Linked DNA regions of Mus musculus: region 1 is linked to region 2. Evidence: chromatin loops called from intact Hi-C (ENCODE). Cell type or tissue: left cerebral cortex. All regions are shown on one strand. Each heading gives the region's core, and the rest is flanking DNA. Links, peaks and the distances in the headings are about the cores only.

Evidence for each region. A loop is a pair of places that touch in the nucleus more often than their neighbours do. Peaks named below come from ENCODE experiments on the same cell type or tissue, not always from the same donor. Only the 100,000 strongest peaks of a DNase experiment are listed, where the experiment ranks them.
Region 1: it touches region 2 in a loop (4-fold over the local background); 4 of 42 quality-filtered maps call a loop at or near these places.

What each region holds. Positions count from the first base shown.
Region 1 is chrX:109,348,215-109,361,119 of GRCm38, reverse strand. No RefSeq gene overlaps it. Among named protein-coding and RNA genes, the nearest start is that of Gm34521, 91 kb to the left of the region's middle. In left cerebral cortex, for the core only: a CTCF peak has its summit at 6,268 (motif pointing right); no DNase peak of the experiment used is centred there.
Region 2 is chrX:109,088,662-109,101,566 of GRCm38, reverse strand. Sh3bgrl (SH3-binding domain glutamic acid-rich protein like) reads right to left here and starts at 6,160. Exons shown (of 4, transcript NM_019989.2): 1 at 5,930-6,160. The coding sequence starts at 5,974. In left cerebral cortex, for the core only: no CTCF peak of the experiment used is centred there; DNase peaks (open chromatin) are centred at 4,934, 5,585, 6,146 and 6,558; H3K4me3 peaks cover 2,028 bases; H3K27ac peaks cover 1,089 bases.

The DNA.
Region 1 (12,905 bases), core at 2,099-10,098, 260 kb before region 2:
TCATAAGCTCAAAGAGATTTTTCATAACAATTGAATCTATATTGCATACATTTCTAAATCAGAGAGACTTCTCTGTCTAACATACTACCACAACAACTTTTCCATGCTTTTATAAACCGGTGCTTCCATTACATGCATTTACATGTAAGGCTACAAATTGCACAACAATAAAAATTATTAGAAAGGACAAGTTGAAATCATGGATTTCTGGGAAAAAGTAAACAAATGTGATTGTAGTTTATGAGTGGCATAAATTTTTTCAGTAAATATGGAAAGATTTTCTTGTGTTTTGCAAATAGTATCTTGGGTATTCTAAGTATATGGGCTAATATCCACTTATCAGTGAGTGCATGTCATTTGAGTTCTTTTGTGATTGGGTTACCTCACTCAGGATGATATACTCCAGATCCATCCATTTGCCTAAAAATTTCATAAATTCATTGTTTTTCATAGCTGAGTAGTGCTCCATTGTGTAAATGTACCACATTTTCCGTATCCATTCCTCTGTTGAGGAACATCTGGGTTTTTTCCTGCTTCTAGCTATTATAAACAAGGCTGCTATGAACATAGTGGAGCATGTGTACTTATTACCAGTTGGAACATCTTCTGTGTATATGCCCAGGAGAGAATACCCAAGATACAATTTGCAAAACACAAAAAAATCAAGAAGGAGGAAGACCAATGCATGGATACTTCATTCTTTTTTAGAATAGGGAACAAAATATCCAGGAAAGGAGTTACAGAGAAAAAGTTTGGAGCTGAGACAAAAGGATGGACCATTCAGAGACTGCTCCACCCAGGGATCCATCCCATAATCAGCCACCAAACACAGACACTATTACATATGCCAGCAAGATTTTGCTGAAAGGATCCTGACATAACTGTCTCTGGTGAGGCTATGCCAGTGTCTGACAAATACAGAAGTGGATGCTCACAGTAATCTATTGGATAGAACACAGGGCCCCCAATGGAGGAGCTAGAGAAAGTACCCAAGGAGCTGAAGGGGTCTGCAGCCTTATAGGTGGAACAACAATATGAACTAACCACTACCCCCAGAGCTCATGTCTCTAGCTGCATATGTAGCAGAAGATGGCCGAGTCGGCCATCATTGGGAAGAGAGGCCCCTTCGTCTTGCAAACTTTATATGCCCCAATACAGTGGAATCCCAGGGCCAAGAAATGGGAGTGGATGGGTTGGGAGCAGAGTGGGGGGAGGGTATAGAAGACTTTTGGGATAGCATTTGAAATTAAATGAAGAAAATATCTAATAAAAAAAATTGAAAAATAAAAGCTTTTTTTTTAAGTTTCTATAAATGCCAAAACCATCATTGAAAGAAAATTTGGGTAAATATATTTTGCATTTTAAATATAATTTTGTATTAAAAATAAAAAATGGAAAGATAGGAATCTGATGTGTCTTAAGTATTTCTGTATCTTTAAGTTAACATAGGAATATTATTGAAAGTTCAATATGTATAGTCGCTACGTATTTCATGGTGTAAATCTATTAAAAGTTGAATTTCACAGTTCCTTGATAAAAAAAAAAAAACTTAAAGATTAAAAGGCCAATTTCTGTAATACATCAGTTACCATAAGGTTTCCTGTAGAAAACTGAATACTTAAGAAAATTCCATCATCTTTCAGCAGCCTTGGGTACTGTGCACTGGCAGTGAATTAGAAACTGTTAAAACACTTTCCCAGGAGTAACAAGTTTAACTATGACTTATATACTGACTTTTCAAATTTTTTCTCCATGTCAATATTCCTGCAACATGTATGGGCCTAAGTTCATTTGGAACTATCAAAAAATAAGTACCTAGACTCACTCCACTTATATAATATAGTGATTTTTTAAAACAAATATTACCAATCTCCTGAATTTAAAAGGTTTATGCTCAGTGTTTCTTGACTATGAGTCATAAATTTCTGATTCTGAGTAATAAAGGATGGAGCTACCTCTGCTCTTTCATGACTATGGCCAGGAAAAAAAACCAGTCATCCAAGGAATTTTTCAAAGGCTTGCTGAGCATGAATGGAGGAGTGAAAGTATAGAAAAAACATGGAGAAGCAGAACTGTGATGGGCAGTGAAGGGGCTCTAACAAACCCATGCATGACAAACACAGCTGCAAGCATGGCAAAAATTGCATATAGGCTTTGCCCTTTACCCTTCTCTATACCTTGCTGAAAATTATTAAATTACTGACCTAAAGTAAGCCCCTAAGTCCCATTCTCTTCTTTTGCCACTGACTCATTCTTGAGACAAAACACCAAGGTCATCAATCAAAATTCAGTCAGGATTTACTACCTCACCCTCTCACAGACTCCCTGCTTTTCCCCTTGAAAATCCATTCCTTCAGAAACACCCTCTCTTGTCTCTGGCTTCTCTTGCTTTCTTGCTTATCCTGCTTGCTTGTGTTTCTGTGGCTACTGCTACCTATGAATGAAGGCCCTAGTTTCAACCTCCTACACATACATACACACACACACACACACACACACACACACACATACACACACACATATACACACACACAAACACACACACACACACACACACACACACACACACACCTCCGGAGGATTTCTAATAATACAAAACCCTTTGTGTTGAGAATTTGGTATCTGGGTTCTGTCTTGTAGTGATTCCTGGAGTCGGGGACCTTGCTTTCAGTCAGGATGATACATGCATGAAATCACAGACAGAAAAGTTGAGTTCAATGCCCCTCTAGACTACCAAACACTTTGTCAAAATCAAAATTACAAAAAACATTATACTGATGAAATGTTTAAATATATACTCTAATAGATGAACACTTTCTTTTTATGAGTGCCAAAATTATAATTTAACTGCTGCATATTCCATATAAATCAAAGTTGGATAATAATACATTGCACAAAACAATTTTAATGCAGATGTTCTTCCTAATATTCCTTTTGGGGGGGTGAGAGATGCAGGTTCCAACAACAAATCAATGCAAGATTCCCCCAAAGTTCACACTGCAACTCATCAGTTTATTGCACTTCCTTACAGGAATGTGGATGCTCCTCCCTACAATGTTCATTGCCTAGAAGCCTTATTAAACAGGAATGAGGACTTCCCCATAACAGAGCCCTGTACTCTCACCCTCCAATGCTGATATATAATCCACTCCCTCCCTTAGGCCACGTGCAGAGTTGACAGTTTGTAGGGAGCAGGTGGATACTGTCTCAGAAGATGTAAACTGTCAACAAGCCAAGCTGGAATAACTATGTGCAAGGAGCACAGCTGAATGCCCCAAGATGACAGCTGCTTGGCTCATAGGACAGTCACTCAAAACAGATGCAGATGGAACCTGTTGAAATGTCATTTAAAGCACTTACTCATTTAGCAAGAAGCATGAAAATTACGATAAATATGATAACCTGAGACCAGGCAAACATGCTTCTGTATACTACTATTTCAAGGAATTGTGTGGCTTATTTTTAAGTCTTCCTCTACTCAATAATTACTGTATTGACTTTTACTATTTATACTACTTTATAAGAACATTGTTATGACAATCATTTAATTAATACTTTACTTTCTTTTAAAATCTTGAAGGCAGTATTGTTAATAAAAAGATATCAAACCCTAAAAATAAACTTGTATTAGCCAAGGTACTCTTAAGCAATAAAACTTATACAATGAATCTCTCTCTCTCTCTCTCTCTCTCTCTCTCTCTCTCTCTCTCTCTCTCTCTCTCTCTCTCTCTCTCTCTTTCTCGGAATGCCTTATGGGCTGCAGATCGGCTAATCAAACAATGGTTGGCTGTGAATGTAAAGTCCAAGAGTCCAGTAGTTGTTCAGTCCACAAGGGTGGATGTCTCAGATGGTCTTCAGTATATGCCTGAATCCCAAAGAAGCAGACTTTAATGCCAGTGAGGGAATGGCCTTGTTAGCAAGGATAGGACAAACAGACAGAGAAAATGCTTCCTTCTTCTGACCCTATGTAAACTTGCAGCAGAAGATACGGTCCAGATTAAAGGTGTGTCTTCCCACCTCAAGATCTTTATCAAAGTTGTGTGTCTTCCTACTCAAAAGTCTAAAATAGAAGTAGATTAACCCACTTGAAACCAAGCAAAAAAAATCACGAGCAAGCCCTCCATTTCTGGATTGTAGTCTGTTCCAGCTGTAGTCAAGTTGACAACCAAGACTAACCATCAGAAAACTTATTTTTTCTCCTACTGTTAATGCCAAATTTGTATTATTTAAATCAGAGAAAATAAATTTCATGGTCACTTGAGGCAATGATGAGCGGCAATCTGTATAATGTAGATTTAATGAAATTCATATTTAGGCTCCTAAATGTAAATTTTCTGCATACATTTCTCAAAGACATCAAAGTTATATTAAGCCTTCTATTATGTCTTAATTGTATAGGCCTAGCAAGATAAATAAAAATATTAATGATAATTACTCATCGTAAATACATCCAAAGCCTAATTTACTCTGGTATTTACAGCAGACAGTGAGCAATCAATACCCACTTATCTTTCCTTCTCATACAGCTAGCAGCTCCCTGTCTCAAAGATCCCACTGAGACAATTTGCAACGGAAGTGGTCTGTAGTATTCATTGGTGAAGTCCACATTTAAAAGGGTGAATAATAACCCAACAAAAAGTTTGTTTGCTCTTAATGAACAGTATTTTAATATCTTGCTCTAGCAATTAACTTTGCTCTTAAAATGATCACACTTAACTTCAGACAGTTGTTTAGAAATTCATAAAAGATTCTCAATCTTGAAGTTAGAATGTATTTGTTCATTTTTACCTTGGATTCTACTTTCTTCGATTCTTAGAATTTCCTTTCTAAATGCCTTTGTTTCTCATACATATATATATATATATATATATATATATATATATATATATATATCCATACTATCAACCATGTATATTAAAAAATGTCCAATAATTTATTTCACTGTGAGAAAAAAAATCTATTGAAATTATATACTGTGTATAAACAGGTTTTAATGCACACATATAGACACAAATATCAAATGTATTTTCTATGGGACCCTGGATCTGAAAAAAAAAAATGATTTCCACCAAATGGTCATGCTATGCCTTCTATTTTCCAAACTTTTCACTTCACTCAAAAATGTAGTCTACATAAAATTTTATATGTATATTTACTCCATATATGTACAGCATTTGTGGGTTGTTATATTATAGACAACTGCTGTCTGACAAATGTTAGATTTTTAGGCATTGATTTTTGGAATTAGAGACATGAGATGGTCAAATCAAATATTAGAAAAAATGTATACATGCAAAATTAAATTATTTTATCTTGAGCTAAATATGCAATTGTAATGAATTCATACCAGTTAAAATAAATTATACCTGAGTAGTAAATATTTTATAAATTTAATCAAAATAGTTCCTCCAAGATTATGCCATAATCCAAAAAAACAACATATTCTTCTACTCAAATAAGTATAATATACAGTGAATATTCATAATATTATTCTTCATTTATTACTTTCCACACTCAGATTGTCCTTTTTCAAGGTTTCTCTTTTTATGCTGATAAATGTACAACCAGGAAACATCATGTAAACAAGCATATATTCAGGAAAAATACCCAAACACATAAAATAATATTAAAGTATTAAAGGTATGTGCTATTACTCTTTCAGCTAATAAAATACCTTTAAAAACAAGTATTTCGATCTATGCAAGGAACAAAAAGACAGAAATCCCATGAATTAAGTGGCAGGGGAGGTTCCACTGCAGTCTAAAGTACTATACCTAAGTCATGTAGGTGTCAGTGAAGAAATTCTAAACAAGTTGAATTCATCAAAGTCAAACAGGTGAAGGCAAATGAGACCATGAAAGAAGAAAAGAAAAAAGAAAGAAACTTTATCTATGTCAAAAATACTAGACAAATAGGACCTACATTGTAAAGAAACCCATGAAAGAAAAGTGCACTGAATACACTGCATGTTCAAAGAATTGGGTGAGGCACCTTTGTGAACACTTTCCTTCAAAAGCCTGGATTTAAGCGTACAAAATATACACAAAATGAAAAAGAAGTAGTGGTAACAGTTTCACAATCCTGGATGAAAATGTGTACTAAGTATATATTTGTACTGACTAGGTAACACTGTAAAAATTTTTTTGTATTCTAAAAGATTTTATTGAGGTCTACCTCTGTAAATGTTTTGCAGGTTAAACAGCATATTGGATGTCCCAAGGGTCTCAGAATTCTCTTACACCTAGACGCAAGTTCTCATCCTGAAATGGTTTTGGAAAGACAGTAGGTGGCAGTATTAGGCTCAAAACCAAAATCAGTCTAAATGGTTGCAGGAGCAATTTGTATTTAAAAGAAATATAAATGAACACAAAATTTCCAGGACTTTGAAGAAATATAATTTTATAAATTGTCGCTATATTATATAAAGATAAAAGCAGGAGAGAGAGAAAAATGGAGACGAGGTAATAAAAATCTGCTAATCCATGAAGTTTGCAAAAGCATTGTAGGTCCTTACAAACAAAATTCACTGCACGAAACCATATAAAATATATTCAAATAGTGATCTACTAGCTTATATTACTAGAGTGCTTGCCCAGCATGCATAAAACCACAATATTAATCTCTAGTGTTTCAATCCATCAATCAATTAATCAATAAACAATAAAATACCTGATAGTTATACATAATTATAATAATTATATATAATCAATTGACACAATAAAGAAATGTTAAAGAATAGGAGAAGAGATCTCTGAACACATGATAGTTAAGCTAAAATAAATGGCAAGAAAGTAGTAGGCATACGATTATCTGGTAGAGGGAACAATTTGAACAAACATTAAGGTAAGAATAAGCTACATTTAATAGGTTGAAGAAACAAACAGAAGTATAATATCTCTGCAGTAGAGGGAATGACAGAAAATGTTATGAGAGCACTAAGAATATTTTAGCAGTTCCTTGATGATACAGAGCTTTGTATTAAATGGTTTAATTATGATAATAATATAACCTACTCTAAAATCCCTTTCTCTAAACCTGTGCATCATAGAGTCAACAGAAATAGATGCCCTGAGAATTTTAAAATACATTTTTCAGTGTGAAAATATGATTTGATATCAGTCATATTTTGCATAGCATGTAAAATAGAAAGTTAGATATCTACCTTTTTTACCAGCCATCTTTTTTTATTGCATGTAGATAAATAATAAATAAACTCTGTCCAAGAAAATCATAACTAAATGTAACTAACTATATACCATATGTAAAGAACTTTATCACTGACAGACAAAAAATCATGGGGAAAGTAGATAATGACAAAAAATCGTGAGAGATAGAAGTATAATGACACAGATATATGAAAGGAACACAATAAATATTCTTACTTCATGCACCAAATTTTAAAAATTAATTTTAAAAGAATACATCAAGTACATCACTGAAATTACTGATTTCATCTGGATAGCTTATGTACTTAACGAAAGCATTTGAAAGGATCTACTTTTTCAAAACGTTCATAGCTAATGCTATCATATGAAGCATTCAGTCATCTACCAGTACCTGGGCTTGGCACTACAGATGAAATAAAAGAGACGTGTCTCAATAATTTGGAGAACTGAGAAGCATGACAGAAAGAAGTAGATAGAAATAGTTTTCAAATGTTGCATGACTATGTGCATAGATGCTACAAGAAAAACAAATTTGGGAAACAGAAATTACAGAGAGTAAAAGAAAACCTATGTGAAATTGTGCACTGTCAGATTGGCTCTGATAAAGTGGAGATAAGCATAGAAAAATGAAGATGCCACAGTATAATGTGAGCATCATTAGTGTAATGGATGGGAAAAAAATAAATAACCTTGTAAACAAATTATTAAAAAGTAATACTGGAGAGAAATGAGCTAAAGGTGGGGAAAAGAGAATAATTAACAAAGAGTTTGAATACTAAAATTAAATACTTAACTTTACATGGTATTATAAAATTATATGACATAAATTTTTGTAGGAGGAAACAAATCAGACTTAAATGATGGTCTGTAAATATTTATTTTAAAATGCCAGTGTCATAATTTAATGAAAATCAGGAATAAAACCCACAGTATAGACGACTAAAATATGACAACCAGATACAATTCATTATCCTTAAGTCACTATAAGATCACTCTAAAAAGGAGTTTGACACATTTTAATAAGTAATTACATAACAACATTGTATCTATTTAAATCTAGCTTATTTGAATAAATTTTGATTAAACACTAGAATGTACTGTGCTAGAAAATGTGTACAGGATGTACACATGATGTACAGGATACATGGCCAAGAAGTCTATAACTTAAGACTAAATTGAGTGATTCAGCACATGACAATGATGACACTCACGTGCATAAACAAAACATGCAAAGCAGAAGAGTCAAAGTAAGACATTTATATCTTATCTACATACAATATAATATATACACATTAAGATCATACTTTTGTATACCATAATTAGAATGTAACGATATAAATTTTCCTCTAATTGGTCCAAAGGGATCATTAAATTACAGTACAAAGATAATCCAACCTTCCAGTAGGTGCCAGCTCAGGCTACCTTGGGTGAGAAACCAACAGACAGTCCCACGGTCCTTAGAAGACTCTCCATGCCTCAGGTGCCATAGCATGACCAGGATCTTAGGATCACTGGTGAGTGGAACACAACATCTGTTCCAAATGAAATGTGACAGGCCTGTGACACCAGAAGCAAGGACACAGGAACCCTCCCTGACCAGTGGCTTGGGTTCCTTCCAATTGGTGCTGGTATACCTCGGTTTCAAAAAAAAAAAAAAAAAAAAAAAACAGACAACCCATAGTACCCAGAGGGGACATGACTTCCAGGAGCTGTAACATGTCCAGGATCTTAGGATTTCAGAATCCCAGTTACCAGGATTTTGGTCACAACAGGATCTCAGGGTCTCAGAAGAAGCTTGACTGTCAAGAACTCTGAAACACCCAAAAACTCAGGTTCACAGGAGCCTGGAATCACAGAGAAAGATGGACTCTGAGGAGTTCTGAATCAACCAGGATTATAGGAAGGACAGGCTACAATCAGATTTCTTGAAGGCAGCAAGCACTTGAGATAATCAGATGGCAGGAGGCAAGCATAAGAACAGAAGGAACAGAAACCAAGGTTACTTGGCATCATCAGAATCAAATATTCCCACCATAGTAAGTCATGGTTACACCATCACACCAGAAAAGAAAGATATGGATCTAAAGTCACTTCTCATGATCATTATGGAGGATTTTAAGAAGGAAATAAATAACTCCCTTAAAGAAATATAGGAGAAGACAGGTGAACAGCTAGAAGCCCTTAAAGAGGAAATACAAAAAATTCCTTAAAGAGTTACAAGGAAGCACTACCAAACAGGTGGAAGATTTGAAAGAAACCATCCAAGCCCTAAAAATGGAAGTAGAAAGAATAAAGAAATCGCAAAGGGAGAAAACTCTGGAGATAGAAATCCTAGGAAAGAAATCTAGGACCATAGATGGGAACATCAGCAACAGAATATAAGAGTTGTAAGAGAGAAACTAAGGTACAAAAGATTCCATAGAAAACCTAGATACAACAATCAAAGAAAATGCAAAATTCAAAAAAGATCCTAACTCAAAACATCCAGGCAATCTAGGACGCAATGAGAAGGCCAAACCTAAGGATAATAGGTATAGATGAGAATGAAGACTTTCAACTTGTAGGGTCAGTAAATACCTTCAACAAAATTATAGAAGAAAACTTCCCTAACCTAAAGAGAGAGATGCCCATGAACATACAAGAAGCCTACAGAACTCCAAATAGACTGGACCAGAAAAGAAATTCCTCCTGACCATAATAATCAGAACAATAAATGCACTAAAAAAGATAAAATATTAAAATCAGTAAAGGAAAAAGGTCAAGTAACATATAAAGGCAGACCTATTAGAATTACACCAGAATTCTCACCAGAAACTATGAAAGCTAGAAGAATCTGGACAGATGTTATACAGACCCTAAGAGAACACAAATGCCAGACCAGGCTACTATACCCAGCAAAACTCTCAATTATCATAGATAGAGAAACCAAAGTATTCCATGACAAAATCAAATTCTCACAATATCTTTCCAAGAATCCAGTCCTACAAAGGATAATAAAGGGAAAACTCCAAAATAAGGAGGGAAATTATACCCTAAAAAAGTAGAAAAGTATTTTTCAATGAACCTAAAATTAGATAGCTGCAAGAACAGAATCCCAACTCTAACAACAAAAATAACAGGAAGTGACAATTACTTTTCCTTAACATCTCTTAATATCAATGGATACAATTCCCCAATAAAAAGACATAGACTAAAAGAGTGGCTAGGGAAACAGGACCCAACATTTTGCTGCATACAGCAAACGCAACTCGGGCACAAAGACAGAAGCTACCTCAGAAGAAAAGGCTGGAAAACAATTTTGCAAGAAAATGGTGCAAAGAAACAAGCTGGAGTAGCCATTCTAATATTGATTAAAATCTACTTCCAACCCAAAGTTATCAAAAAAGAAAAGGAGGGGCACTTAATACTCATCAAAGGTAAAATCTTCCAAGAGGAACTCTCAATTCTGAATATCTATGCTCCAAATGCAAGGGCAGCCACATTCATTAAAGAAACCTTAGTAAGCTCAAAGCACACATTGTACCACACACAATAGTATTGGGAGACTTCAATACCCTACTCTCACCAATAGACAGATCCTGGACAACAAAACTAAACAGAGACACATTGAAACTAACAGGAGTTATAAAACAAATGGATTTAACAAATATATACAGAGCATTTTATACTAAACCAAAAGGATATACTTTCTTCTCAACATCTCCTGGTTACCTTCTCCAAAACTGATCATACAATCGATGACAAAACAAACCTCAACAGATACAAAAATATTGAAATTATCACATGCATCCTATCAGATCACCAAGGGCTAAGGCTGATCTTCAATAACAACATAAATAATAGAAAGCCAACATTCATGTGGAAACTGAAAAACACTCTCCTCGACGATACCTTGGTCAAGGAAGAAATAGAGAAAGAGATAAAAGACTTTTAAGAGTCTAATGAAAATGAAGCAACAACATACCCAAACTTATGGAACACAAAGAAAGCAGTCATAAGAGGAAAAAGCATAGCTCTGAGTGCCACCAAAAAGAAACTAGAGAAAGCACACACTAGCAGCTTGACCCCACACCTACAAGCTCTAGAACAAAAGGAAGCAAATTTACCCAAGAGTAGTAGACTGCAGGAAATAACCAAACTCAGGGCTAAAATCAACCAAGTGGAAACAAAAAAGAACTATACAAAGAATCAACCAAACCAGGAGCTTGTTTTTTGTTTTGTTTTGTTTTGTTTTGTTTTTTGTTTTTGTTTTTGTTTTTTGAGAAAATCAACAAGATAGATAAACCCTTAGCCAGACTAACTAGAGGGCACAGGGACAGGATACTAATAAGCAAAATCAGAAATGAAAAGGAAGACATAACAACAGAACCTGAGGAAATCAGAACCACATCAGATCCTATTACAAAAGCCTATTCTCAACAAAACTGGAAAACCTGAATGAAATGGACAATGGTCTAGACAGATACCAGGTACCAAATTTAAATCAGGATCAGATAAATGATCTAAACAGTCCCATATCCCCTAAAGAAATAGAAGCAGGCATTAATAGTCTCCCAACCAAAAAAAGACCAGGACCAGATATGTTTAGTGCAGAGTTCTACCAGACCTTCAAAGAAGATCTAATTCCAGTTCTGCACAAACTATTCCACAAAATAGAAGTAGAGGGAACTCTACCCAACTCATTCTATGAAGCCACAATTAATCTGATACCTAAACCACATCAAGACCCATCAAATAAAGATAATTTCAGATCAATTTCTCTTATGAATATTGATGCAAAAATACTCAATAATATTCTCCTAAGAGAATCCAAGAACACATCAAAATGATTATCCATCATGAAAAGTAGTCTTCATCCCAAGGATGCAGGCATGGCTTAATATACAGATATCCACCAACACAATCCACTATATAAACAAACTCATAGACAAAAACCACATGATCATCTTTTTAGATGCTGGGGTATCATTTGACAAAATCCAACACCCATTCATGATAAAAGTCTTAGAAAGATAAGGAATTCAAGGCCCATACCTAAACATAATAAAAGCAATATACAGAAAACCAGTAGCCAACATCAAATTAAATGGAGAGAAACTTGAAGCAATCCCACTAAAATCAGGGACTAGACAAGGCTGCCAACTTTCTCCCTTCCTATTCAATATAGTACTTGAAATCCTAGCCAGAACAACAAGAGGAGATTAAGAGGATGCAAATTGGAAAGGAAGAAGTCAAAATATCACTATTTGCCAACAGTATAATAGTATATATAAGTGACCCTAAAAATTCCACCAGAGAACTCCTAAACCTGATAATCAGCTTCAGTGCAGTAGCTGGATATAAAATTAATTCAAACAAATCAGTGGCCTTTCTCTACACAAAGGATAAACAGAATGAGAAAGAAATTAGGGAAACAACACCCTTCTCAATAGTCACAAATAATATAAAATACATCGGTGTGACTCTAACTAGGGAAGTGAAAGTTCTTCATGATAAGAACTTCAAGTCTCTGAAGAAAGAAATCAGAGAAGATCTCAGAAGATGGAAAGGTCTCCAAAGTGCATTGATTGGCAGGATTAATATAGTAAAAATGGCTATTTTTTTCAGAATCAATCTACAGATTCAATGCAATTCCCATCAAAATTCCAACTCAATTCTTCACTGAGTTAGAAAGGGCAATTTGCAAATTCATCTTGAAAAATAAAAAACCTAGATAGCAAAAACTCTTCTCAACAATAA
Region 2 (12,905 bases), core at 2,179-10,178:
GCAATATCTATACGTGTAGGGCACACAAATAACAATGCTGATGGTTCTGAAGGCAACGCCCTGTAGTCTTTATAATCCCAGCTCTGCCATTTCTAGCTCTTTGGTCCTGATCAATACACACCTAATATCTCTTGTGAATCTCAGTTAGACTCTCTTCAAACACAGAAAGGGATCTACTAACAGCCCTTCACAGTACTTTAAGAGTTAAATGGGATAATATACGGAAAAAAAAAAACAAAACAAAACTAGGCACGGGGCCTGGAGCTCACAATGCCGGTTTCTTACTATTACTGCCACCAAATGTTGAGTAGCTGTGCTAAGGAGAAGGTAGAACAAGGACAACAAAAGCCCAACAGTCCTGAACACTTTAAATGCAGAGTGTGAATTTGCAATGGTATTTTTAAACTTTTATTTGAATTTTTAATAGGTTCTGCAAGTCTACAGCCCTTTCCACAGCCATATATGCAAAATGTAAAGCAGCGGGCTAGAAAACAACTCCTCTGTTTAAAACTCTGCTGGGCTGGCCAAGTGTTAAATGTCACCTTTGTCTCTCATGCTAACAAAAGCGGTTGTCATAAAAGATCTGCCCTTTTTGTCTACAAGTATGTTTGTCTCTTCTTGGTCTAGATAGGAAGAATTAATTAAATTGTCATTTTAAAAGGGCTCTACTTAGGTAGCAAGGCAGAATTGAAGGCAAACAGATCCCTAGTAACCTACTTAATTTTACCAATAAAACACAATATAAAGTTAACCCTTGATAATCCAGTTAAAGCAAAACATATTCGATAAAGACTCATAGTTGTCAGCTCAACATCAAGCCAATCAATAGTGTAACATGGATGGGAGCTCAGCTCATCTGTCCCTACCTTTAGCTGAGGGGCTATTGACAGTTGATGGTGCGCTAGCAGAGGGAGAGTCAATTTCCTTTAAAGGTGTTTTCCCCAATAGGTTTATTATGCAAGCTCCAGGGGAAGGCCCACATCAATTTGTATAAGAGCAAAACAAATTTGACTTGACAGGTTATTTTATTAAAAGAAAAAAAAAAAGACAAGAAGTTTGGAGTGATGGGGAGAAGATCCAGGAGGAGTTAAGGAGACTAGTGGAAGGGAATGAATATGAACAAAATACATCGCATGCACATAAAAACTTCTCAAAGAATATACATATATAGTCAAAGATACGTAGTTGATTGTGCAATGCATGTTTTTTTTTTTAACACACCTAAGCCGGGTGTGGTGTTGCAAGCCTTTAATCCCAGCACTTGGGAGGCAGAGGCAGGCAGATTTCTGAGTTCGAGGCCAGCCTGGTCTACAAAGTGAGTTCCAGGACAGTCAGAGCTACACAGAGAAACCCTATCTCGGAAAAAAAACAAAACAAAACACAAACAAACAAGAGCAAAACAAAGCAAAAAAAGAAAAAAAACACACCTAAGAATACACACAAAGAATTAGAGCATTTAGCCTGACAGTGTTTAGACTTCAACACAGAGTATTCTGGGAGAAAGGTTGTTATGGATATTATTTTTCTTCAACAGAATAATGAGTCTTTATGCTAAAAATAAATTCACATCACCCTTTTCTTCTATGAGGTTATGACGCTTACCTATCATATTACATTCTGCCAGGTAGAATAGCTATTAGAGTTTTAACCATTTCCAAGTCATAAGAGCCACTACCATTGAGACGGTTCCTGTTTATGGCCATACAACTTTGAACACATCCCATCTCATCTGATCTCGGAAGCTAAGCAGGATGGGGCCTGATTAGTACTTGGATGGGAAACATGTTTCTTAAGCCTTTTTAAGATAGGATAAACTATTCCAGTGGCTTTACTACTGTTACAGGGAAATTAGCTTTCAAGTACTGCTTACCAAACTAAGGTACTGATTCTTCATTCAGACTTTGCACTTGGCACTGGAAAGTCAACATTCTCTACAGCTTGGAATTTCCTAAAAGTATGCCTATTCATTTGGTAGTTTCTGAGTTTGATCTTCTAACTAGTTTATGAATAACTTTAAATAATACCATTCCAACAAAGCTTGGCAGTTATGACATGCTCAAAAGCATGTTTTAAACCAGGGTTCAATTTATATATGCAAAGACAGAACAACAAGGAACTCTGTCACCTAACATAATTACTAAAGAACCACCTGACAAAAAAACAGTGCCTTCCTGCTCTACATATAAATTCCAAATGATGAAAATAGTGTGAGTCAGGAGTTGTGACTTGATCAAAAGTATTCAGTTCATTCCCTTGTTTTTATTATTTGTGATTACCATCATAGAATCCACCCTAAAACTAGCTTTGTTTTTAGTAATTATAAGAGAAACAAAAAAGAGAAAAATCATTGCATATGCTATTCCCTAAATGAAATCCTGAGAAACCTCCTATATACCATACCCTTCAAGTTTCTGCACCAGTGCCCACAGAATGCATAGAGGACATCAATATATATCTGGAAGAAAGAAGGGTAAAATTCTCCTAAGCCAACTAAAACTTTCCCAATCTCTCATCAGTTTGATAATTTCAACAATGTTGTTTTGTTTGTTTGTTTGTTTGTTTGTTGATAAAAGTTACTGCAACTTGTTAAGTTATGTAGACATTGAGTTTAATATACCTTTTCTTCTAAATATAAATTTACAAGGCGTTGCGATCTAAACTCAAACATATGCTACTACATGACATCACATCAATAGTAAACACAAACAATTCTAAACAGACAGGTAATAGAAAGCCAGATGTGGTAACACAAATCTATGGTAGTCCTCACATTTGGAAGGCACCAAGAGGATCACTAAATTTGAGTCTAAGTTGGGCAATGAGTGCTTATCTCAAAAATTGAGAACAGATGTTAAGTTGGACTAAGAAGTGATAAGAAACAAAATATGAACACACAGAATTCACTTTCTGTGAACAACTGGAAACTCAATCCTTACTACATGGTCCCCACTTATGGACATGCCTAGGCAATTCGTTTCAACCTACAGGACTTTCTCATTCTCTAAACATCTAAAGTCATGTTCACATTTACATCTTCATGCCTACTAGCTGCTCTGCATCACTGTCAGCATATAATATATTTTAAACACACGTCTAAACTTAAGCAAGTTTCCCTACACTAAAACTCTGGCGTCGAAGCATTACGGCACTGGGGAAGTTACTTAACCTCTCTCTATCTGCATCTCCTTTTCTGAAAGAAACATAATCATGGCATTATTGTCAAGAATATGTGAGACTGCCTGAGACAACTTAATCATTCCTATCTGCTATTCTTACTAGAGTTACTATGGAGAATCCAGTGCCTCTGGGTGGTAGTAATGCACACCTTTAATCCCATCACTTGGGAGGCAGAGGCAGGTGGATCTCTGAGTTCAAGGCCAGCCAGGTCTACAGTAAGTTCTAAAACAACCATGGATACACAGAGAAACCCTGTCTGGAAAACAAACAAACAATAGAATCCACTGAAAAGTCTAATCTATTTGATTATATTTTTAACCTTGAGGAACAAGCATGACTCCTGTGTATTAGGGCAGAGAAGAGAACACATTTTAAGTGTTTTTTTTTTTAAATCAGGCTGAGAAATATGAGAAGTCTTGGGCTGTAAAAATAATATTGCTTATTATTGCTGCTCTAGATGATTCACAGAACAACTGACCACCTAATATTGCTGATTTTTTTAACAGTCAGGAAAATCGATTCAGAGCTGCAGAGATGGCTCAAATAGTCAAGAGCACTCATTCCTCTTGCAAAGGACCTGGATTCAGTTCCCAGCATCCGCGTGGTGGCTCATAACCATCTGGAACTCTAGCTCCAGGGACCGACCCAACACCTTCTTCTGGTCTCCATGGGCATTGTATTCACACAGTATACATATGCAGGCAAATCATTCAATACATACATATTATCAAGCCAAAGCCAAACACTTAAAGCACTCATTAGACAACTAATAACTTACAAGTATGTATCTTTTCAGGTTTTTTTTTTTTAAGATCCCATGAGAACACTTGCCCCCAAATTTCTAAATCATTTGTTAAAAGGACAATGCTTTTTTGCTATCTTAAAGAAAATTTCGGTACTGCAAACTGAAATTTCCTTCCTCAAGGAAACAGCCACCGCCCCATTCATATTAAGTAGTTCTCCTTTAAGATACTCTTTGTACTATTTTAGGATTATTTTTTAAAAATTGCCAGAGTATAATAAGAAATCTTTCATTTTGGCATTTTCATAAAAATGTAATTAGTGCATTAATTATCCATGAAGAAACAATAGAAACAAAAGACAAAACAACATGAGTATCTGTCATTTGAATCATCTAATAAACTCTTAATCCTTTCTTGGGCACTTAGACATTTTATGTCTTAACAAAGAGGGGGGGGTGTGACTCTATTACTTGGTGAAATTCTTAAAGCAGTTTCTCCTTGAGTTTACTTCTGGGAGAGAAATAGAAGATAGAGAAAGCAAAGAACAAATACCAGTGTTGAAACTGCATACCTCACAAAACAACAACAACAACAAAACCTAAGTGCTTGAGAGGGTCAATCTAATAAGGATTAACCAAAGGCATTAAGCTGGGTTTTGAAAATGCAGTTAATGTAGTAGATTGATATTCGGTAACCCATGTTTTACTCTGAGGTATCAGAATGTTAGGTATGGAAGACAAGATGCTTCTAAAGTAGGGTCCAAAGGAAATAATAAACATTTCTATTTTTTCAAACAAAACGTTTGCTCCATAACTTTAAGAGTAGGCTTCCTTATATTTTGAAAGCCCGTCTAAACACACCCACACATGTTGGCAAAGACAAAGTTCAAGGTTCATGGTTCTGGTGATTTCATATAGCCTTCAGCTCTATTCCAAATCCTACTAAATGTAAATGACAACAACCCAGCAACCTGGGATCTCTGCCACTCTAAAGCTAGAGGAGTTTTCTACATTCAAATTCCTGAGCCCACACATCTGCTTCTGCCACTTGAGGGCCTTTATTTTTCCTCCTGGGGTTGCTGGAACAGAAGCTCTTTCATGTGACAGGAGTATGCATTCCAGCTTTCACCTCAGTTTACCCAATGTTCCTCAGATATGGTAAAAACTGTTATTCTAAGTTAACAATTGGCAAATGAATCAAAGAAGAAAACCAAATCCTATGAAGAGCCAGCAACTCAGTTGCCACATGTTCTTGCCTCCATTTTCAACAGTCTTGAAAGAGTGGGTTTTAGAAAGAAAATCTTTCGAAGGAAAGGAAAAACTCAAAATAAGATCCAGTGGGGGGGGGGAGGTCTCATACAACATTATTTTTTTTAAATGGCTTCATATTCCAGGAAGAAAGAGAAGGGGAGAGGAGGAGGGGAAGGAGGTGGAAGAGGAGAAGAACTTTTTTAAAAAATCATTTGTATCATTGCCCCTGACTTTCGCCTATTTTTAAAATTATATACCCCACCTGCACGCTCTCTAAATAAGTCCATTCCAGTGGCTTCACAATAATTCCAGTACTCAGAAGTCTTCCCTTCCCTTCCCTTCCCATCAGCACCCTCATCCTTTACAGAAATGCACTACTTCCCCTGAACTCGGTACTCAGAGCATATTTCATAAATGTCTCACTCTAAAAAACCTGAAAGCCACTTGTTTTTTATTTTACTTGACTTCACCTAACCGTGAAGTCCCTTTACCAGTTATCTCCTAAACTTGGTAGTTTTCTTTTTCCTTTAGAAACGAACACTAACGTCTCAAGGCAAACAAAGCTAACTCCACGGGAGAAAATAAATAAATAAATAAATCGACGCAACAAAGGAAGAAAGGAAAGAAGGGGGTACTCTGGGCGATGCTTGCGTCTTCTAAGGAGAAGCTTCCAGTGTAACTTCTTCAATTTAACGGTTCTGGGGCAGAAGAGGACTAGTGTGTTGGAAAACAACAAAGGTGGGCTCCCACTCTCCTTACCGCCGTAGAGCCAGAAGAAGATGCAATATATACACGGATCACCATCCTGGAAACAAGGGCTTCTGGTCGGTCGCTGGAGTCTTGAAAAGGGCTGGGAAACAGCTGCAGCAACGGCTGGAACCGAGCTAAGGGCCAAACAGAGGTTGGATGAGGAGGGTGGGGGAAGGTGGAAGGATAACTGGCCAGAGCCCCGCCTCCACCAGCGGCTGCTTTCAATGAGCTTCCAGCTCTGCAATCCCAGCCCCAAACCCCGGAAGGCTCAGGCTCATTTGCATCATTTCTAAATTGTTTTTTTAAAACACAGGATCTCGAACAGCACCGCGAGATCTGTTGAAACAATTCTTTTTGACTATTCCCTCTCCGGGAAGGGGGCAAGGGAGAAATAAAAGAAGGGGTAAGAAAAAAAGAAATATTCGATTAGAATAAAGGACCGGTTCCCATGAACACCAGAAGTTTTGCTTGTTACTTCCTGCTCAGAAATGTATGCAAATAAGATAGCCTAAAGCTAGCTTTATATTGAATCCAGACACTACTTTAAATGTCTTTAAGCCCACGTTATCAAAGCCTTGTATATTTTAAGATGCCAATAATGAAGTAAGTGATTTTTTTTTAACCTTAGTTGGCAGCAGGAGTTGAATACTGAAAAGCTGCACGAGGAGAGGAGGAGGGCTGGAGAGAAGTTTCAAGTTTCCCCAAACCGGAAAGCACAGAATAGGTTCTTTTTGTTCAGAGTTTTGCTAAAATATGGAACATTTTTTTAGTGAGAATTTGCAGGAGATCTAAGCGACAACTCTAGAATGAAGGAGGAAATTGCAAAGAAAAAAACTACAACCCTAGAATGAGAGGAAATTGCAGAGAAAAAAAAAAATCAACAAGTCCAAAATGAGGAGAGGAATTGCAGAGAGAGAAAAAAAAAAAGAAAAAAGAAAAGAAAAGAAAAAAACCAATCATCTGAAAATACTTTGGAAGTACTTTTTTGCCGTTGCTGTCTCATACCTGTAATCTCTGCCCTTGGAATAGTAAAACATGATTGCCAGGAATTAGATGCTAGACTATGCTACAGGGTAAGTCTCTTAAAAATCAAAAATCAACCAAACAAAATGACTTTCTACAAATTATCAAGTACAGTAAATGAGAAAAATCTAGCCACCATCTTCATTACCAACATCATGGCTACTGTTAATTTTACTTGCCAATTCACTTGATTAGAAAAATCTTTATAATCATAAATCATAATCATGATTTTGAAAAAATCTATATTGTTTCTTTTATGTTATCACTGTACAACTTGTTTGGAGTTCTACATTAACTGTTTAGACTTAGAGACTCTTAAAATGAAAAAAAAACAGGAATAACAAAATATTTCTAATTAGTCTATAAACTATTGAACACAATCAATTATTCCCAGAAAACTGAATGGTAGCATTAGCAAAGAATCTGGTGGGCTTTATCTATTAGAAAAATGAGGCTAGATGTGTAGATCTCTTATAGATCACACTAAGACCCAAAGTTGGATTTCAAGTACATACACACATGCACGCACACACACACATACACATGTACAGTTCTGTAATAGATATACTTGTCTTAGTGAATATAAGTCAATAACTTGTTTTATACATAAAACCTGATGATTCTTAATGATAAGACTTCTGATACATTTTTAGGAGAGACTATTACCAATATTTCTAACATAAAGGTAATGGATATCCTTATGCCGTTCTTCCCTACTTTGAGCTATCCTTGAGATGGGTATCATAGAATGGTCATTACTGCTTAAATTTTCTATAGAGAAATTGCCCGAGAGCATTTGCCTGGAAAGGTTACGGTGAATTTGAATAAACTGGGTTGGATCAAACAGTATAATCTATTTCCTTAGGAAATCATGACAACCAAAGGCCAGTGTCTCTCAAAACTTAAAAATAAACCCAGATTGTGTGCAGAAAACTTAGAAGACCCTGAACACCAATGAATGCCATAGCCCTTACTACTCAGTTAAGATTACTTGGGTTCAGGAATTCCCAGCCAGCACAGTCAACTTAATGACATTGTGTCTCTTAATTGAACACAGCCCCAGGACCTAAAGATAATTTCCCCTGTGTTACAGATCAGCTTTTCCAGGTAGGGATAGAGCAGGCGACAAGAAGTTAAAAGTAATGGTATGGAAGGAGAGGGTATTTTGAATTGTTATTTATTATAAATTGCTATGTACAAAAAATATACTTTTGTATTCTCCTATGTTAAAAAAATATGATCTTGAATGGTTTTATGTGTTTCAAATTTATAGGCATACCAAAAGTTATATAAATAATTCTCTTAGCTAGTTTTTTGACAGCTTGACCCAAGCTAGATTTATCTGGAATGAGATACATCAAGTCAGAAAACTCTTGTAGGAAAGTCTGTGGGGCACTTTCTTGCTTAACAGCTGAGGTGGGTGGAAAAGAAAACTGACTCCTAGGCTGGACAGATGGGTCAGCAGTTAAGAGCACTGACTTCTAAAGGTGCTGAGTTCAATAAACAGCAACCACATGGTGGCTCACAACCTTCTAAAATGGGGTCCAATGCACTCTTCTGGTGTGTGTCTGAAGAGATCTACAGCGTACTCATATAAATAAAAATAAATAAATCTTGAAAAATAAAAACAAAAGAAAACTGACTCCAAAGAACTGTCCTTTGATCTCTATACATACACCATGGGCACATGTGTGACCAGGCACACATGAACACCACACAAGCAAACATACACAGACACACATACACAAACACATGCACACATACTGCCCATGTGTATTGTTCACACATAATGATAATAATAATAATAATAATAATAAATGCAATTTTACATTTTAATATTTCATACAGAAATGCTGATAAACTGAATAGACCCAAGAGATTACAGTTAAATTTTATTTTATTTTTGTTGGATATTTTCTTTTTTTTCTTCTGGATATTTGCTTTATTTACATTTCAAATGTTATCCCCCTGAAAATCCCATCCCATCACTCCTCCCGCTGCTTCTATGAGGGTATTTTCCCACCTACCCACCCACTCCCGCCTCCCCACACTGGCATTCCCCTACACTGGGGATCAAAGGCCTCTATTCCCATTGATGCCCAACAAGACCATACTCTGCTACATATGTGGCTGGAGCCATGGGTCCCTCCATGTGTACTCCTTGGTTGGTGGTTTAGTCACTGGGAGCTCTGGGGAGGTCTGGTTGGTTGATATTGTTGTTCTTCCTATGGGGTTGCAAACCCAAATGATCCAAATGAAAGGGGACCCACATTAATAAAAGAAACTTTACTAAAGCTCAAATCACACATTGTACCTCACCCAAGAGGAGTAGACTAGACATCAGGAAAAAATCAAACTCAGGGCTGAAATCAACCAAGTAGAAACAAAAAGGACTATACAAAGAATCAACCAAACCAGGAGCTGGTTTTTTTGAGAAAATCAACAAGATAGATAAACCCTTATCAGACTAATTAGAGGGCACAGGGACAGTATCCTAATTAACAAAATCGGAAATGAAAATGGAGACATAACAACAGAATCTGAGGAAGTCCAAAAATTCATCAGATCCTACTACAAAAGCCTATACTCAACAATACTAGAAAACTTGGATGAAATGGACAATTTTCTAGACAGATACCAGGTACTGAAGTTAAATCTGGATCAGATAAATCATTTAAACAGTCCCATAGCCCCTAAAGAAATAGAAACAGTCATTAAAAGTCTACCAACCAAAAAAATCCCCAGGATCAGATGGGTTTAGTGCAGAATTCTATCAGACCTTCAAAGAAGACGTAATTCCAATTCTCTTCAAACTATTCCACAAAATAGAAACAGAAGGAACACTACCCAATTTATTCTATGAAGCCACAATTATGCTTGTAAGTAAACCACATGCAGATCCAATGAGAGAGAGAAAAAAAAGAGAGAGAACTTCAGACCAATTTCCCTTATGAATATCAATGTAAAAATGCTCAATAAAATTCTTGCAAACCAAATCCAAGAACACATCAAATCAATCATTCACCATGATCAAGTAGGCTTCATCCCAGGGATGCAGGGATGGTTCAATATACGAAAATCTGTCAATGTAATCCACATAAACATATTCAAAGGAAAAAACCATGTGAACGTCTCATTAGATGCTGAAAAAGCATTTGACAAATTCAAAACCCCTTCTTGGTAAAAGTCTTGGAAAGATCAGGAAATCAAGGTCCATACATAAACATAGTCAAAGCAATATAGAGAATGCGAGTAGCCAACATCAAACTAAATGGAGATAAACTTGAAGCAATCCCACTAAAATCAGGGACTAGACAAGGCTGCTCACTCTCTCCCTACCTACACAATATAGTACTTGAAGTCCTAGCCAGAGTGATTAGACAACAAGACAAGGTCAAAGTGATACAAATTGGAAAAGAAGAAGTCAAAATATCACTATGTGCTGATGATAAAATAGTCTACATAAGTGACCTCAAAATTCTACCAGAGAACTCCTAAACTGATAAACAAGTTCAGCAAAGTAGCTGGATATAAAATTAACTCAAACACATCAGTATCCTTCAGACAAGTTTCCTTTATTGCCACACCCACTCCAATGAAAACTGGGTGGTAGGCCCAAAAGCTTGGACACAGTCCTGAGGGAAAAAGTTTCATGGAAACTTAGTCTCCTGGAACCTTGGCATCTGGTAGCAGGAATGCTCCAAACTTGTCATTTTAGTTAGTAGGTGAATATCACTTTTTGCAGATGATATGATATTATATATAAGTGACCCTAAAAATTCCACCAGAGAACTCCTAAACCTGATAAACAGCTTCAGTGAAGTAGCTGGATATAAAATTAACTCAAACAAGTCAATGGCCTTTCTCTACACAAAGAATAAACAGGCTGAGAATAAAATTAGGAAAACATCAACCTTGTCAGTAGTCACAAATACTATAAAATACCTTGTCGTGACTCTAACTAAGGGAGTGAAAGATCTGTAGGATAAGAACTTCAAGTCTCTGAAGAAAGTAATTAAAGGAGATATCAGAAGATGGAAAGATCTCCCATGCTCATGGATTGGCAGGCTCAATATAGTAAAAATGGCTATCTTACCGAAAGCAATCTACAGATTCAGTGCAATCCCCATTAAACTTCCAACTCAATTCTTCAACGAATTAGAAAGGGAAATCTCCAAATTCATCTGGAATAACAAAAAACCTAGGATAGCAAAAACTCTTCTCAAGGATAAAAGAACTTCTGGTGTAATCACCATGTCTGACCTACAGCTGTACTACAGATCAATTGTGATAAAAACTGCATGGTACTGGTATAGCGACAGACAAGTAGACCAATGGAATAGAATTGAAGATCCAGAAATGAACCTAAACACCTATGGTCACTTGATCTTTGACAAAGGAGCTAAAACCATCCAGTGGAAAAATGACAGCATTTTCAACATGTGGTTCTGGCTCAACTGGCAGTTATCATGTAGAAGAATACAAACCCATCCATTCTTATCTTTTTTTACAAATCTCAAGGTCAAATGTATCAAGGGCCTTCACATAAAACCAGATACACTGACACTAATAGAAGAGAAAGTGGGGAACAGCCTCAAACACATGGGTATGGGGGAAAAAATTCCTAAATAGAACACCAATGGCTTATATTCTAAGATCAAGAATTCACAAATGGTACCTCATAAAATTGCAAAGCTTCTGTAAGGCAGAGGACACTGTCAATAGGACAAAATGGCAACCAACAGATTGGGAAAAGATCTTTACCAACCCTACATCTGATAGAGGGCTAATATCCAATATATACAAAGAACTCAAGAAGTTAGACTCCAGAGAAACAAATAACCTTATTTAAAAGTGGGGTACAGAGCGAAACAAGAATTCTTAACTGAGGAATATAGAATGGCTGACAAGCACCTAAAGAAATGTTCAGCATCCTTAGTCATCAAGAAATGCAAATCAAAACCCTGAGATTCCACCTTATACCAATCTGAATGGCTAAGATCAAAAACTCAGGGGACAACACATGTTGGAGAGGATGTGGAGAAAGAGGAACACTCCTCCATTGTTAATGGGATTGCAAGCTGGTACAACCACTCTGGAAATCAATCTAGTGGTTCCTCAGAAAATTGGACATAGTACTACCTGAAGACCCAGCTATACCACTACTGGACATATATCCAAAAGATGCTCCAACATATAGCAAAGACACATGCTCTACTATGTTCATAGTAGTCTTACTTATAAGAGCCAGAAGTTGGCACCCAGATGTCCTTCAATAGAGAAATGGATACAGAAAATGTGGTACACAATGGAGTATGAAAAACAATGCTATTGAAAACAATGACTTCATGAAATTCTCATGCTGAGTGAGGTAACCCAATCACAAAAGAACACATATAGTATGCACTCACTGATAAGTGGATATTAGCCCAAGTGCTTGGAATACCCAAGATACAATTAACAGACCATATGAAACTCAAGAAGAAGGAAGAGCAAAATGTGGCTGCTTCAGTCCTTCTTAGAAGGGGAAACAAAATATTCACACTCACAGCAAGTAGAGGGTTAGAGGGACTTGGGTGAAAGAGTGGAGGGGAGAGGGGAAAGGGAGCAGGATCAGATATGGGAAGAGACGGGGATGATATAAAGAGTGTCAGGAAATTGAACAGAGGTGTGTAGCAATGGAAGATGGGGAACTCAGGGTAGTGACCAGCAAGTCCGAGATGCAAGGAAATCAAAAGGCTCCCAGAACTCAACAGGGATGAGATTAGCTGAAAGGCCCAACAAAGGGGAGGGAGAACCTGTAGAGACCATATCCAGAGGTTAGGCAAGGCCCCTGTTTGTGGGATGGGGCCACCTACTAATCTCCAAATTTTCAACCCAGAATGGCTCCTGTCTAAAGGAAATGTGGGGACAAAGTGTGGAGCAGAGACTGAAGGAATGACCATCCAGAGACTGCCCCACC